2 separate regions of the Homo sapiens genome follow, and region 2 is linked to region 1. Evidence: chromatin loops called from intact Hi-C (ENCODE). Cell type or tissue: heart left ventricle. All regions are shown on one strand.

The links. Peaks named below come from ENCODE experiments on the same cell type or tissue, not always from the same donor. Only the 100,000 strongest peaks of a DNase experiment are listed, where the experiment ranks them.
Region 2: it touches region 1 in a loop (5-fold over the local background); 11 of 110 quality-filtered maps call a loop at or near these places.

What each region holds. Positions count from the first base shown.
Region 1 is chr18:10,516,027-10,524,026 of GRCh38, forward strand. No RefSeq gene overlaps it. Among named protein-coding and RNA genes, the nearest start is that of NAPG, 6.0 kb to the right of the region's middle. In heart left ventricle, CTCF peaks have their summits at 2,669, 4,258 and 4,462; DNase peaks (open chromatin) are centred at 2,690 and 4,275.
Region 2 is chr18:10,029,167-10,037,166 of GRCh38, forward strand. No RefSeq gene overlaps it. Among named protein-coding and RNA genes, the nearest start is that of VAPA, 120 kb to the left of the region's middle. RefSeq lists a silencer at 3,304-3,453 and an enhancer at 5,914-6,415. In heart left ventricle, a CTCF peak has its summit at 3,351 (motif pointing right); a DNase peak (open chromatin) is centred at 3,355; H3K4me3 peaks cover 662 bases; H3K27ac peaks cover 2,215 bases.

The DNA of each region.
Region 1 (8,000 bases):
TGGAAGTCTCTTCCCTCCCTCGTTTTGCTTTGTAACTTTCTGCTTTTAGTTACATCTCTTTTTTTTACTCAAACAGTTTGAAAGAACTGACGGAAAAAAGCACCTTATTCCAAGTTATTTGTCCTGGTCCTGGTAACTTGGACTGATATTAAGAGTCCCAGTTTAGATCCAGAGGCTGACTGTGAGAAATAGAAGAAATCCTTAAGCAGAAGGTCCTCCCCTCCCCTCCAAGCTGGCCTTGGCTGCTTCCATCAGCTGTGGGCCATGTCATCCTGGCTTTTGTCCCTCACTCCTCCCAGAGAGTTAACCCATGAGCCATCAGTCAGAGAAGTGAGGGGTGGCACACAGGGGTTGGAAACCTAGGCTTCTCCAGTTGGTAAATTTTTCTTCCATTAGTAAAGAAGGACTAAAACAAAGAGGTGCGTGAGTGCACTGTGACATTGGTGCTCTAAGAAGACCGTGCTGCAGAGGAGAGGATGCATTGAACAGAGGCCAGGTTGGTGGCAGATTGACTAATCAGGAAGAGCAAGTTGTCCAGCAGGCCGGGCTAGAGAAGGTGTTGACAGCAGCCAGGATGGGGAGCAGTGGACTTCAGCAGGAGAGGTTAAGGAATCTTGGGATTCTGAATCCTTCAAGTTCGCTCCATTGAAAGTACTTTATTTCCTAATATTATCAGTGTCTCAATGGTCCCGAGATGTCTACAATCATCATTAGAAGTGTCTCCTAAATACCTGTGCCCCAAAGAGAAGGTCACTTGGGAGTAGGGAGACCATAAGTGCTTGAGAGGCTCTCAACCTGGCTGGACTGCTCTCCGTGCAGTCTGGACATCAACAGCTACATTCAAAGATCTCTTAGGTCACCTTGCCTTCTGTAAACCCAATTGTGCTTAGTTGCCTACTGAGTTTAGGTAACCAGGGAGATTTATAGGGGAGGAAAAAATACAAGAACAAGGTGGAGCTGCAATGTTTCTGGAATGCAGGGACAGCATGTCTCGTTTACTGAGAGGACACATGTTTAACGGCAGTGCAGGCACTGGCAGGGTTTTAGTGGCTCTCCTGCACCTGACTGGCTTGGGCTAGGAAGGATTTGCCATCCCAAAGCCCGTGTACTCCCACGCAAGTCAGCTGTGAGGGATTTCAATGCCTTCTGTGAGCTCAGAAAGGATTCTCTGATCACATTTCTAATAAACGCTCTTGTGGGAAGATCATGAGAACAACAGTACAAATGATGGCTCCTATTTACTGAATGTTCCCTATGTGTCCATTCTGTGTAGGCGCCTTGGAGGTATTATTTGTAAAACTGACAGTAGCTCCACAACATAAGCATTTAGTATGTTTATCTATTGCTGCTTAACAAGCCATCTCAAAGCTCAATGGATTAAAACAGTATTATTGTATCTCCTGATGATGTGGATGGAAAATTTGGACAGGGCACAGTCAGAGGAGCTCCACTCAGCTTCACGGTTGGAAGCTTTGCTGGGACGGCTCTAATGGCTGCAGCTGGGAGATGCGGGGCAGCTGGCCATTGCTTCTCTGCTCATAGACCTCTACCGGGGTGGCTTGAGCTTCCTCACATCATGGCAGCCTCAAGGGAGTTGCACTGTTCAGGGTTCCAAGAGCTATTTCATGTTTTGAGAGATGGGAAGTGGGAGCTGCCTGTGCCTTGAAGATTGGGCCCTGAGACTGGCACAGTATCACATCCTTGTTCTTTTGGTCAAAGCAGTCACAAAACCCACCTGCATTCAAGAGGATGGGACAGAGTCCCCCTCTCAATGGAAGAGGGTCAGAGATTTGGCTGCCATTTTTAATCCACCACATTATTATTCTTCCCATTTTATAGGAGAAGAAACTGAAGCTCAAAGAAACCAGATAATATATGTCTTTAAATAACATAAGAAATACTGCTGAGGTTTGAAAGTATGACTGACTCTAATCCATTTTTCTTTCTAGTATACAGCCCCGCTCTCTTAAAATGTGGACATTTGATCTTCTAAGATAAGACTTTTTGAGCCACAAGCTACTCTTCTGATTGGATGTAGAACAAAACATAGCAAGTCATCGTCCACGTTCTTTCTAAACTTTGCATCGTTGAATGAAGAGGCCCTATCTAATAAGCTGTAGAACTGAACACTCCTCTTCAGTTTGAGAGGCTGTTCAAGGTAAAAGAGAGGGAAAAATGGAAGTGAATAAAATCACAAATTTAAACGATAAATACCTGGCTTGGGGAAGCTTTTTTCCCCAGAGGATAGAAATATATTTACATTATGAAATAAGTTGGAATCCAATGGAAACCCCTTGTTATTATTAGATTTCCTCTTGAGAAGGATTTATAAATGAAAACACAACTTGCTATTTTAGTATTTTGTTTTTCAGGGAAGAAAAACCCTTTGCAAAAACAAATTTAGAAGAAAAAACTTATCCATTTCAAGCTCTTGTTTATTTTCTTATTTACCAGGCTAAAACTGTCTTCTTTCATCTCTGATTATGTTGGGAGCTGGAGAAAAGAGGGTTTTTATTTTGTTTTGTTTGCTTTTTTCCTTTTCTCTAAATCTGGAAGGTCTCTTTTCATTTGTGGGCAGTGCTAAACCTTTCCTTATCCACAACTGCGTTTCTGAATCCACAGCCTCCTCCAGCCGTAACTGTGACCCAAGGGCTCCACGCAGTGGGGGATAGGAAATGAAGGATGAGGGCAGTCACATGTGAAACGGCTGCAGTGTTCATCTGTGATCTGGTGGCCCCACTGAACAACAGTGGCCATGACCCCGCTGTGCACCTGCTAGCACACAGCTCCATGCTCCTTTGCCATGTGTCCCTCCATTAGGCTGTGATTCCTCCTCCTCAGCTCCACAGGAATCTGGAAAATAAGGGTCCTGTGGCTGCTTTTGCAATCCTAGTACACTTTGAGAACGTCATGTTCCAGTAAGCTTTATATAACGTTCTAGACCATTAGAGCCTTTTCAGCTTCCTTATTAACATTTATTCATTTCTAATTACACGAGTAGAGGGAAGTTGCAAGAAATGTGTCCCTGAAGATTTTCAAACTTAATGCAACCATTGCATAATTTTAATCCAATCTTCACAAAGGGAGTCATGTGTTGCTTTTCTAGCCAAGTCACCCTTGGCCCCTGCAACCTCGTCACCTCCCCATTCTCCCCTGGAATGTGGGGCCAGGCGCCCGCATACTCTGCCTCACAAATTTGCTATTCCTTCTTTATCGGCAACTATCTTTGTCCAGATATCCCAGGTCTCAGGCCACCACTCCTTCAGAGCTTTATTTCATTGTCACCTACCTGGTGAAGAAACTCACCCCACACTCACGGGTGCCCTCCCATTCCCACATCCTGCTTTGTTTTCCTGAGTGTTGACCCCCTCTAGCACTGTGTCTACACCGCCTTAGCCAGTTTCCTACTGGACTCCACAACCCCACCCATATGCCCTGTGCTAGAATGTCAGCTCTGTGAATCCCTGCTGCATTCAGGGCTGTCTCCCAGAGCCTAGAACAGTGCCTGCATGGAGAAACCATTCCACACATACTTGTTGAATGAGTGCCTAAAGAATGAATAGCATAAACCCAGTCCACAGCTCTTTATTCCTGGCAGCTTCCAAACGTGCACTTCTTGAGGAATTCTTAATTTGGAAGACATGTTATTTAAAAAAATTCATTAATGCAGTTTGTGAATGAGTAATTCACAAACTTCATTAATGAGTCATGTTTTATGTTGTATTCTTTCAATTTTGCCTACTTTATATTTGTACAAAATGTAACTGCGTGAATATATCCTCCTTGAAAGAAAATGATTGCTGTATATCTATGGGATGTGGTTTTCAAGAGAGAACATTTATAGGTTGGCACTAGGCTATCTGCAAGTGGTCTAATGAAATACATGACGGGTTTCCACTAAGCCAATTCAGTGTGTTGGTTTTATCTTTTATTCAAAGATAGCTTGCAAAGGAAGATCTGTATTTTTCTCTCTCTTTAAAAATAATATTCATCAAAACGGTTGTGTTCGTTAGAGTGGATTTAACAGAGATCTGTTGTTAAACATTTACAATGCTTCATCTCTTTCCAACATTACTGTACTCGGACAATGCTGCCTCACTTTGTGTACAAAACAGTGAGAGAGATCGCTTTTATGTGGAAAGTTCAGTTATGAATGCGAAATGTTGCCAGAATCTGACTGTAATCCCAAGAGGCAGAAACTAACCACTTTTGTTTGGACGGCTTGCAGCTTGTAAAGGCACGTGCAGGCAGCGCCACCATGTGTTTTCTGAAGAGACCCATAAGGCTACGCGGGAGAAGGAATGAACGCCAGGACTCTCCCCAGCCAACGTATACCTAAGTGGGACTTCTCAGTATAATATGCTTGGCGCATCTGTTAGGGGTGGCCCTTTCTCAGCCATTTGACAACTTACTTCAGTCAAACCTAATAAACTTCCAACTCTCATTTTCCAATTATTATTAAAATTTCAAAGCAGGTAGGTGTAAAGTACCAGGTATGTAGTAAACTGACTATTTTTTCCCCCATAAAAACATTTGAAAATTAATAATTGGTCCATACAACTAAGCAGCGGTGTTGCGTGAGTGGTTATTAAACTATTACAAAATAAGGACCATTTTCTGGTCCATTATAGTGGGCCAAGTATAAATTTGGAGTCAGATGGGTCTGGGTTCAAGTCCCCATCTTCCCGTTTACTTGCTGTGTGACCTTAGGAAAGTTACTTAGCTTCTCTGACCTTCAGTCCTCATATGTGAGATGGGATAACAACAGTGTTTCTAAAGCACTTTGTAGAGTTTCTGGCAAATGGTGACCAGGGGCCCTAGGGTTTAGTGGAGGTTTTAGCTGCCAGCATCCATCAGGTGCCTGGGAGCTCAGGCAAGCTCCACGCTGCTAATCCCACTCTCACTCCAGGCACCTTTGGCACCCGTCTCCCCACCGACCCCACCTGGCCCAGCTTCCTGCTGCGCTGGAAGCTATGCTATGGTTAGGGGATGCCAGTCTACCTGGTCTTCAATGGCTGGCACCTGTGGGTGTGGCCCCGTTCTCTTTCTCCTTTTCAAACATTCATTCTCTTGCTTTGATTTTGAAATTCAATTGAAAATAAAAAAATTAATAATGATGGTTCTGTGAAAGGTTAGAGCAGGAGAGGTTGAGAGGAATGTGGAGAAAGCCCAGCAAAAAGAAGCAAATACAAGCCAAAGAAATCACTGGAAAGGGCTGGGTGCAGGGGGGTGCACTGGTGATCCCAGCACTCTGGGAGGCTGAGGCAAGAGGGTTGCTTGAGCCCAGAAGTTTGAGATCAGCCTGGGCAACATAGTGAGGCCTTGTCGCTACTAAAAATAATAATAAAAAATAGCCAGGTGTGGTGGCACATACCCACAGTCCCAGTTACTTGGGAGGTTGAGGCAGGAGGATTGCTTGAGGCTAGGAGTTTGAGGCTGCAGTGAGCCATGATTATGCCACTGCACTCCAACCTGGGTGACAGAGTAAGACCCTGTCTCTAAAAAAAAAGAAAGAATAATTTAAAAAAGAAAGAAAGAAAGAAAGAAAAGAAATTACCTTGAAGAAGGGCCATGGCCAGACTTGAGAGAAAACACCTTCCAAGTGTCCAAATGCTTCTTCCTCTTCTTCCGTAATGACACAGGACTTTCAGCCAAAATTGACTGAGTTCTGCTCTGGAATTCGCACTGCACTGTGTTCTGAACACAGATGGTGAGTGCAGTCACAGACGATGGCAACTAACAGACTACGCGGTGGCTGTGGACAGGGAGATGAGGAGACGTGGTTGCCTCTGGGCACTTTTTGGAGGCAAAGTCGACAGAATTTCCTACAGATTGCATGTGTTGTGCGACAGAAAGAGCAGAGGAGCATGACTCCAAGTGTTTGGGCAAGGAGAGGGTGAAGCTGCCATGAACCCAGCATGGCTGAGCCTGAAGGGAGAGCAGGTATGGGAGCATCAGGAGCTCAGATTTGAACAGATTATGTATGACATTTTAGATGTCTAGGTGGAGCTGCTAAGAAGGCATTGGACACAGGAATCTGGAGAACGAATTCTCCATATTAATCTCATAGAGATTCAGTGGTGATTTTTAAAAGTCAATGTATTCATTAACACTTAACCAGAAAAAAAAATACAGATCATAATGGCTTCTATTAGTTTTATCAGAAAAAAAGCCAAGAACAATCTTCTAAAATCCTATTCTGATGAAAGGAACTGTCAAATGATAGCAGAATTTGTTCCAAAGGTTTTTTGTAAATTCGTTATTTATAACTCAGAATATATTTTCCCAGAGAAATGATTTTATGATTCATGGCTAACCTCTTGGGCTGGGTCTCAGAAGTGTATCTCTTGTATAACATAACAGTATATTTGTGGGGGAAAAGGGTAAAATTACACAGTCAGGCTACTAGCAATTAAACAAACAAAGAAAACTTAGCGATATAGGAGCTCTTATGTTTCCTTATTTATGATTCCTGATTTGAAATAGAGCTCATTTGACCCATCAAACCCTCTCTCCAAGAAATGACAAAGACCTTTTATTTGACTGGAACATTCAGCTGTGGGAGGTAGGTCCAAGGATTTTGCTTCCTGGCAGCAGACTAGGCTAGGGGAAGGAAGCAGGTTTGTGTAGACAAGGAACCTGGGGATGCAGGCTTAAAGAACTCTCAGAGACTTAAGCCCACCATGAGAGAAGGAATGGGGTTTGCAAGCTCTATTTTAAGCCTCATTCACACTTTGATGTGAATCATTTTAGTCACATCCAAAACAAGTAGATCACTCAGGAATGCACATTTTTATTGAGGCAGGATAAAGAAAAAGAGTTTCTAGAACTAGAGGAGAGGATTGGCTCAGATGGAATCACTTGGGCCAGCAGCCAGCAAGTCTGTATGTTGACGGGGTAGGTGAGGGAGGACATGAGCGTCTAAAGAGCCTTAGGAGAGGAGGCAAGAGGTAAGTTGAAGTCACAAAGACAACTTTTGCTGAGGTTCTGGTGGTAGCTGCTGTGATAACAAGAATTACGTTTATGGGTCAACAAGGCCTGGGGTCACACTATCGATTCTAGCTTGGGAAACTACACGTCTTAGTCTATCATCATTTGGTCCATGCTTTCCATTCTCAGTTCTTCTAAGCTGACTTCTCAGTTTAAATTCCCCTTGCTCAACTCCCACCTCAATGTTATTGCAGGAAGAGAAGGGGAGGGGAAGAAAGTGGGGGCATTTGTGTTACACCTTTACTGTGCCCATTCTCTCTCTTCTTCTCCCCTTTACTATGAATGCATGTTAGCACATACTTACCACGGCTTCCCTGGTCAAGGGTCCTTTGAAACATAGAACCCTTGAATGCCCATGGCTATTGATATAGCTCCAACGAATGGAGGAACACCAGGGTTGTTGGTCTCGTGCTGATAGGATTAACAACACGGACACGTGGAGTGGTTTTAAGGAGTGAAAAGTTTAATAGGCAAGAAAGAAGGAAGGAAGAAGAAAACACCTCCCCCATACAGAGACAGAGGTAGGGAGGATTTGAACAAAGAGAAAACCCAGTGTGCAGTGGAAAAGTGGTTGCTTATATTGGGATCCTGGAGGAGGTGGTGTCTGGTTTGCATAGGGCCCAGGGGATTGGTTTGACCAGGTGTGTCATTTACATAGCTCTCGAAAAACCTGGCCCTCCCACCTTAGCCCTTTAATATGCAAATACAGGTCACCGTGATGTTCTGAACACATGGTGTTATCTGGAGGTGGCCATGACACTTGGTACACCTGATGACAAGGAAGAGATGGCGGAATCACCATGTTGAGTGAACTCAGTTTCTAAGGACTGACATTTGCATATCAAAGCTTGCGGGCCTGGCTCTTCAAGCTGCCTTTTCTGTTAGAAAAGAGATGGTTCAGGGGTTGTTTCTTAAAACAGGAAAATTTCCACTGAGAACATTTACCCTTACTATCTGCCTAAAAAGTATTTCTTAATAACTGCTATATCACTATCGTGGGGTTTTTTTCC
Region 2 (8,000 bases), 490 kb before region 1:
TTCCCATGTACAGCACGGTGGGTTCCTGACACATATCTGAGGTGTTTTAGTGGGGATAAAGCTTTTCATTCCACTGGTTGAAAATGCTCAGGAGAAGTATGTCCACCTTGATGCTAGCCACGCTAAGGTGTGACCGCACCTGTGTAAATCCTTCAGAGAATGAGAGATCGGCTCAGAAGGGAAGAAGAGAAAACCTTGGGTTTGGGTCACAGAGGGAAAAAGAAGACACTGGGGAGGGGCCAGGGTGTTACCCTGTGTCTGTCTCTCAGTTCTGGACAATCTGGGCTCAAGTGCACACAGGTACAGGGACATCAGCTGGGCCATGGGGTCTGGGAGGAGATTGCCTGCTTCAGGAAAGAGGTGAGACCCTGGCGATGCCTACCATAGGTGTTATTATTTATTATGAGTCCCAGGGTTGGGGGATGTTCTAAGTGGTTTTCCCTCAGTTGAAGTGGGAAGAGAAAAATGACTGGGTGTGATTTTATGCCGCTAATACACAGAGATGATCCGCACTCTGGGGCACTTTAAAGTCAGCATTTTAAGAAGCGTTGTGAGTGATGTCGCAGCTGTGAATGGGTCTTGTCCTTCGCAGTGAGGTGAGGACTGGCTTTAAGCTCCTCCAGTCTGCCCCACAACATGTGAAATTCCCTTTGTGCTTGGTGTTTGTGAAAGAAGTGTCCACTCTTGGGACGAGAGCATCCTTATCACAAGTCCGGGCTCTGGAGCCAGCTCCCAGGGTTTTCATCAGGCCTCGCCACTGGCCAGCTGGGCGGCTTCGTGTGAGTTACTAAATCTCTCTAAACAGGGTCAGTGACACGATTTGTGAGGCCCAGCACAAAATGAAAATGTGAGACCCCTTTCCAAAAATTAGAAGAGGGCATGCAGCTGAGCACTTGGCACTGTGTTACTGCCTAGGTTGCTGCCCGTGGAGCTGGCCTGGTCTTCATTTCAAGTGGATTGAAATTGTGTGGATTCAACGCGTTATTACTAAAAAGGAGCTTAGAATGGGCATTCGTGTTACTCAGAGGTGCGACACACAGGTTCAGAGAAGAGCCTTCACTGGGGTCAGGCAACTAGGGTTTAGCCTTGCTGTCCCACAAATGTACAGGGCCTCAGATAAGTCCCTTCAAGCCTTTAGGGTCTCTACTTACCGAAAGGACAGGAAAGGCTTCCCTACATCCCTCAAGGGCAGAGAGAACTCGCATTCTCTGATAGGACGAGCAACTCATCCCAGTACGATGGGACTCCCAGGGTCTCCCTCTGTCAGGAGCAAACCAGGATGGCTGGTCACTACATTTACTGGGATTTTGTCAGGCTTTTCCTGTGCAACCTATGTGCCTCGTCTCATCTCACTTAATCTCCACCACAGTGCTATGTATGAGACAGATAACATCACCCTCCTGTGACAGATGTGAAATCTGAGTTTTGAGAGGCTACGTGTGGCTGGGGTTAGTTAGAATTGGGGCTGGACTGCTCTCATCTCCAAAGCCTGTGCTTTCATCTGCATCAGTGATCCTCAAATGTTCACATCAAAAAAATGGAGTGATCCTCAATTTGTTCACATCAAAATTAGTGGGAGAGGTTAGAACCCAGAGGTTCTGATTCAGCAGTTTGGAGAAGGGGCCTGAGAACGTGCATTTCTACAGTTCCCAGGTGATGCTCATGCTGTGGTGCCTGGACCCCACTTTGAGAACCACTGTTCTGGGCCAGCGTCCTCCGTCTTGGGCTTTGGAGATGCTCGGAGAGCAGCTGGAGAGCTTTGACAATGACAACCAGGACGGGGGTCCACCGCAGAGGCTCTGCTGTGATTGGTCTGGGGCATGGCGTAGGGGGAAGGGTTCTGGAAGCTCTCCCATCATGCAATGTCCGGGTACAGCCAGGGTTGGGGTTCCTGCTCTGTACCTTGCTGTGTCCCAATGTGTGAAGACGAAATGAGGCAGTGGGTGTCAAACGGCTCTGCCACAAATGCAGGTGTTAGGTCTCCTGGCCAGAACGCTGCCGGCGCAGAACCCAAATCAGATAGTCGAGTGCATGCCTGGGCCCTTACAAACGATTAAGACCAAATCAAGGCCAAAGAAAATGAATAACAGATGTCTGGGAGATGCTGAGGCCTTAAAAGTGTTTATCACGTCTGACTTTGAGAAAATATTGGCTGGGATCAGATAAGAGGCAACTCCCGGGGCCAGCGGTGCCTTGTCCTAAGGTGCCCGCTGAGCTCAGGAGGTGCGGGCTGCAGGGCCCCAAGCAGGCGCAGGCGTCCTCCAGCCCCGGCTTCGACAGCTGACTGCTTTCCTTCTACTTGGAAAATGCTTGCTCCACTTTAGCCCACTTGTGATGGTGTCGCGGAGTAGCAGCTGTGGGAAGGGGCTTCAGGAGTTGTGGTCCTGCTCAGACAGGATGCTTGGCATTTGGGGATGGGTTGGTGAAGTTAGAAACAAAACCAAAACCCACAAACACAACAAAACATCAAAATAACAATCTCCCCCTCAACACCCAGTTAAACTTGAATTTCAGATACGCAATGAAAAATTTTGGGATAAGTATGTCCTATGCAACACTCGAGATGTATTAATACTTATACTAAGAAATTACTGTCCGGTCGTGGTGGCTCACGCCTGTAATCCCAGCACGTTGGGAGGCCGAGGCAGGTGGATCACTTAAGGTCAGGAGTTCGAGACCAGCCTGGCAAACACAGTGAAACCCCCGTCTTTACTAAAAATATAAAAAATTAGCTGGGCGTGGTGGCGGGCGCCTGTAATCCCAGTTACTCAGGGGCTAAGGCAGGAGAATCGCTTGAACCCGGAAGGCGGAGGTTGCAGCAAGCTGAGATCACACCACTGCACTCCAGCCTGGGCAACTAGAGCGAAACTCCGTTTCAAAAAAAAAATTACTCGTGGGTTCTCTGCATTCCAATTTTAGCGGGCATCTTGCGTGTTCTCTGTACCCCTATCTGGGGAGGGCTTTATTTTCTTCAATGGCGTCCCCGCGTCAGAGCCTGTGTCTTGCACTCTCCCCCTGAGTGGGTAGCAGAGGTGTTATCACAAGAAGGAAGGTTCTGGGGAGTCGAATGACAGGCTTATGCCGCTAGCAGGGCGGGCGTGCCAGGGACTAGGCCGCTTCGCAGGTTCGCTTTTCTCCTTTCCATTGCGCTGAACTCAAGGAGGAGAAGGGAAAGTGGAAGCTGCTCCACACACAGCTGAGTGTGCATGGCTGCTATGTGACAGCCTGAGGTCTGTTCGGTGACCCCCGGCCCCTCAAAGGGCCCGCAAAGACTCAGAATTAGCTCCACTTACCACGGTGCCCGCGGATGGGGGTGCGGATCAACACCCCAGCGGAAGGCCGCTCCTGGGCCCCCAGGGCCTCGCTGGCGGCCACTTGGGGGCAGCAGGCGGCAGCAGACGCCCACCCTGCCGGGGAGGTGGGGCCCGCAGGCCCCAGGACCGCTCTAGGAGCCCGGAAGGCCTGCGCAGGTGGGGGGCACCGTGTTCCGGAAGCCTGGCCCCGAGCGCTGTGCGGGGCGCCCGGGGACGCTCAGCGAGTGTCTGTCCCAGCCCTGAGCTCAGTGAAAGATTGCAGAGTCCTGGGCCCACGAGGGGGTCTCCGCTGTGTCCAGACGCCCTTCAGAGCAAAGGAGCCACAGGCGGGCGCTCTCCCAGTGTCTCTCGGGAAGCGTGACCTCGACTTCATGCCCGGGAGAAGCGGCCAAGGCCGGGCCGCGCCTGTCCAGGGAAGCCTGAACGGCCGCCCTGGGGTGTGAAGGGTGCGGGTGGGGGTGAAGTTCCTGAAGGTGAGGAGGGACTCACGCTCGGTCAGATCTGACGGGGGTTAGGAAGGCAAAGAGTTATTTTTAAAGCTCAAGAAAAAGAGAAATGAACTTCATTTCCTTTTTGTTTGGCTCCAATTCCGTGCCTGACTATTCTTTTATGCTCAGGGTTGCTCAGCAGACACTGAGGCTGTGTTTTGTTCCAAGGGACTGAGATCAAATATTAGTTTAGCGAGGGTGAGAAACATGCTCTGAGTAACGTTCATTCCTGCTGCAGTAAATCTATGAGTGCCCGATGTGGGAAAATCAGACCCCGAGCCCAGCTGCCCAGACGAGCCTCTAGCGTTTTGCCTGTTTATGGACCTGCTGATACATTTAATGTCGGGAAGCCCGGGGAGGGCAAGGCTAACACCCATGCAGCCTTTCTAACCTCTTGTGGAACTAGGAAAACAGTGTGAGCTTCCAGGAGTGTGTATTTGGGAGGGGACACATATGCCTCCACACATAACAAAATCCGTGTGCATGCTTGTGTGTACCGTTTACATGTAGTGTGTGTGTGCACCTGCATGTGTGGGTTGGTGTGCATTTCTAGACGGCAAGAAATTCCAGTAGAACTTTTGACTTTCGTACTATTCTACAGACATTCTTTTCCATCCGTCCCCTGTAATGATGACTTCAATGGGTCAGATACTCTTGAGCCTTTTCATGAACGATCTTTGCTCCAAGTCTTCCCTCAGCTTCTCACTGCCTGCATCCTTCCGCGATTAGACTGGGATCTCAGTCTATTCCCAGAGGTCTGAGACTCTCGGCAGCCCAGCAGTCGTCAGAGAGACCATGGCGGGAGGGCATCTTAGCCTTCACTCCTTCTACTGCAGGTTTGAAACTCAGGCTCCCTTAAAGGTAAACCAGGATATCACACAGATAATAATAGTATGATAATAAACTCACATTTGTATGGTGAGTTAGGATTTACAGTTTCCCTACATTTTTTTCATTTAATCCCAGAGCCAGAGCCACCAGAACGTATGTGGTCCTCACATGTTCCTCCACAAAGAGACTGATGGAGAGACAATGAGGTTAGGTAGACAGCAAGAACAATTTTGGCCGCCTCATTTTCTCAACTAATTTGAGATTTCTCTTCCAGGCTGCTGGTGCCAAGAGATGGGTGGATCGACAGGTCTTGTTAGCAAGGACAAAGGAAATTGTTTTGTTATTGGCTTAGCTGTTATTTAAAATAAAAACATAAACATAATTAAAAATAAGCACTTTGGCCAGGGGCAGTGGCTCACGCCTGTATTCCCAGCACTTTGGAAGGCCGAGACCGAGGCAGGCAGGTCACTTGACCTCAGGAGTTTGGGACCAACCTGGCCAACATGGTGAAACCTCGTCTCTACTAAAAATACAAAAATTAGCCTGGTGTGGTGGCGCGTGCCTGTAATCCCAGCTACTGGGGAGGCTGAAGCAGGAGAATCGCTCGAGCCTGGGAAGCAGAGGTTGCAGTGAGCCAAGATCATGCCACTGTACTCCAGTCTCAGGGAAAGAATGAGGCTCTGGCAAAAAAAAAAAAAAAAAAAAAAAAAAAAAATTAGCCCTTTTGGTATGGCTGTGTTTTCTCTACACACATGAACAGTTTCTTTGAAAGGACAGCTTCCTTTTCCTGACTGTGCATCATCTGACCAAATTCCAAACTTCTGTAATTCAAGGAAATAATATACTTTGTGGAAAAATTAGAAAATATATATTAGCAAAGAAAGAATAAAGGCAAGCCGTGTGCAGCCCCATTACTCTGAGATGGCCGCTGTTGCTGCCATGGTGGGCCTCATCCCAGACTTTTCTCTATGCAAGCACAAACACACATGCTCAACTCAGTTTATTTTATTTTTACAAAACGGAAGTCATTCTGTACATACTGTTTTGTAATCAAAATTTTTCTTTTTGATATATCATGAACATTTTGCCCATCATGAAATATCCTTTTAAATTGTATGCAATTCCACTGTAAACATGTGGGTTTATTTGACATCTTTATTGTTGGGCATTTTATCTTGAGTGCTTAGAATGGAAACTAATTAACCCAGGATAGGAAGGTGCTCTATCTTTTATTCTGAAGATGTTATTAACATAGATTTCCATGGATGGTGTAATGGGCCTCTAGAGGGTGGGGCCAGGTGTGGCGATGGCCCAGGAGATTCTCAGGGGAGCCTCTTCCCTCAGGAGCCCCAGGAGGCACCTTTCTCTGTCTCCGTGGCATTTAGATCCGTGGAGTATGTTCACCTGAGTGTGACCTACAAGCTTAAGGTATTAATCCATGTTCCTCCCACATGGATTAATATCCGATGTGAAATTAGTAGGGAAAAAAAGACGTGCTCCGTGGCCACTGAGCCCTTCCCAGCGGGAGGATGCAGAAGTTGGAGGAAGAGATACTGTTACATCCCGCGGGCATTAGCTGCTTGTGGTTGGGAGGCATGCCTTTGATAATCAGCATCAGTATCTCTTTCATGTCACTGAACACAAAATGAGGCTGCATCAAAGAGCCTGTTTTAGAGAAGAAATTGTTGAACAGGCTTGACTGGGTTGAACGATACCAGAGGGGCAGGATCAGAGCACAGGCCGGTCTTCCCGGCCCAGCCAGGGGCACTCACTGGCCTGACTGCAGTTCCGGCAGCTCAGAGGTTGTCACAGTGCACGCGAGTGCCTCCCCACTCGACCCTTCCATGTGCTTGGCAGCAAGGGGCATGAGTCACCTGGTGGCCAGGTGTTTGTTACTCTGAGCTTTTGAGGTGCTGCAGAACTCCAATTACATAGCCTCCCTGATTTTTTTTCCCTCCTCTCTAATACTGACTTTTTGTTAATGCCAACCTACTAGTAGATACTTGTTCTTCTTCTGACACACTTGGGCATCCAACAAAAGCTTGCAAAAGAACAGCTTTTTGTTTGCTTGCCTTCAGGAATCTGGTTCAGTGAGCACTCCAGATATGGAAGGGCTTTATAATGATTCACAGCTTTCTTTGCTGGCCTTCAGGGGAACGTGACCTGCTTAGGTTCAATTTTGTGCATGTGTGACATAATTTTCCCTTCAATAATACAGACAAACCCTGATTCTAACTCCCAGTCGAACCCACTGGTCTTCTGATCTTTTTGCATTGCTAGCATTATTTAGTCTTAAATGAATTACTTTTTTAAAAAATGTTAGCACTATCTAAAGTGAGGAAAACTCTCACAAAGAGTTTTGTATGAGAATGAAAACACATGATGTGTTTTAAACATTGGAATCCCAGAAGGAAGAAACAAGGTAGTGTTTTCAGTTATTTCCACTGAGGAGGTTTAAACAGGATAGATAGTCATGTATTAAAATCCCCAACCACTGTTTAGGACCAAGCCAAAACTTTTAAAATAGCTTTTGAATGGAGAAATGAAAGGCTCAAAACCACTGGGTAAAGTTGGAGGAGGATCGCCTCTTCTCCCTGGAATGCTTTTGCTGGTTTTTGTCCTCTTTGGTTAGATCTCACTGGTCTCGTTCCTTCTTTCACTTTTAATTGGACTGCAACACCCAGGCAGAAAACTCAGTCCCAGAAAGGATCGGAGTGGCATGGCAAATGTGAGATCAGAGGCAGGAAACCATGATGACCTCTTAGCATGGGAATGAGCTTTAAAGAACAGTGCTGCCTATCCTGATCCGGGTACCAGGAGACAGACAGCCCCAAAGGAGTGATGTGCATTGGTGAATCCAGATGTAGACTTTTTTTTTTTTTTTGAGAGACAGGGACTCACTCTGTCATCCAGAGTGGAATGCAGTGGCGCAATCATAGCTCACTGCAGCCTCGACCTCCTGGGCTCAAGCGATCCTCCTACCTCAGCCTTCCAAGTAGCTGAGACCACAGGAACACACAACCACACCTAATTTTTAAATTTTTGTAGAGATGGGGGTCTCACGATGTTGCCCAGGTTGGTCTTGAACTTGTGGGCTCAAGTGATCCTCTGCCTCAGCCTCCCAAAGTGCTGGCATTACAAACATGAGCTATTGTGCCCAGCGAGCCACAGATTTTCTTTATTAGGATGGAAGGGCTGAACTTTTTTTGGAGGTGTGGTGTTGGAGAGTTGTGGGGGGGAGCAGTGTGGGCAGTACATTGTAGGGCGCTGAGGATGTTGTTTGTTTTGATCCATACCTTGGAATCAGGAGTAACAAATATCGAAATTGGGCCCCTACCAAAGAGTGTACGCTTCGGTCAATATAGGG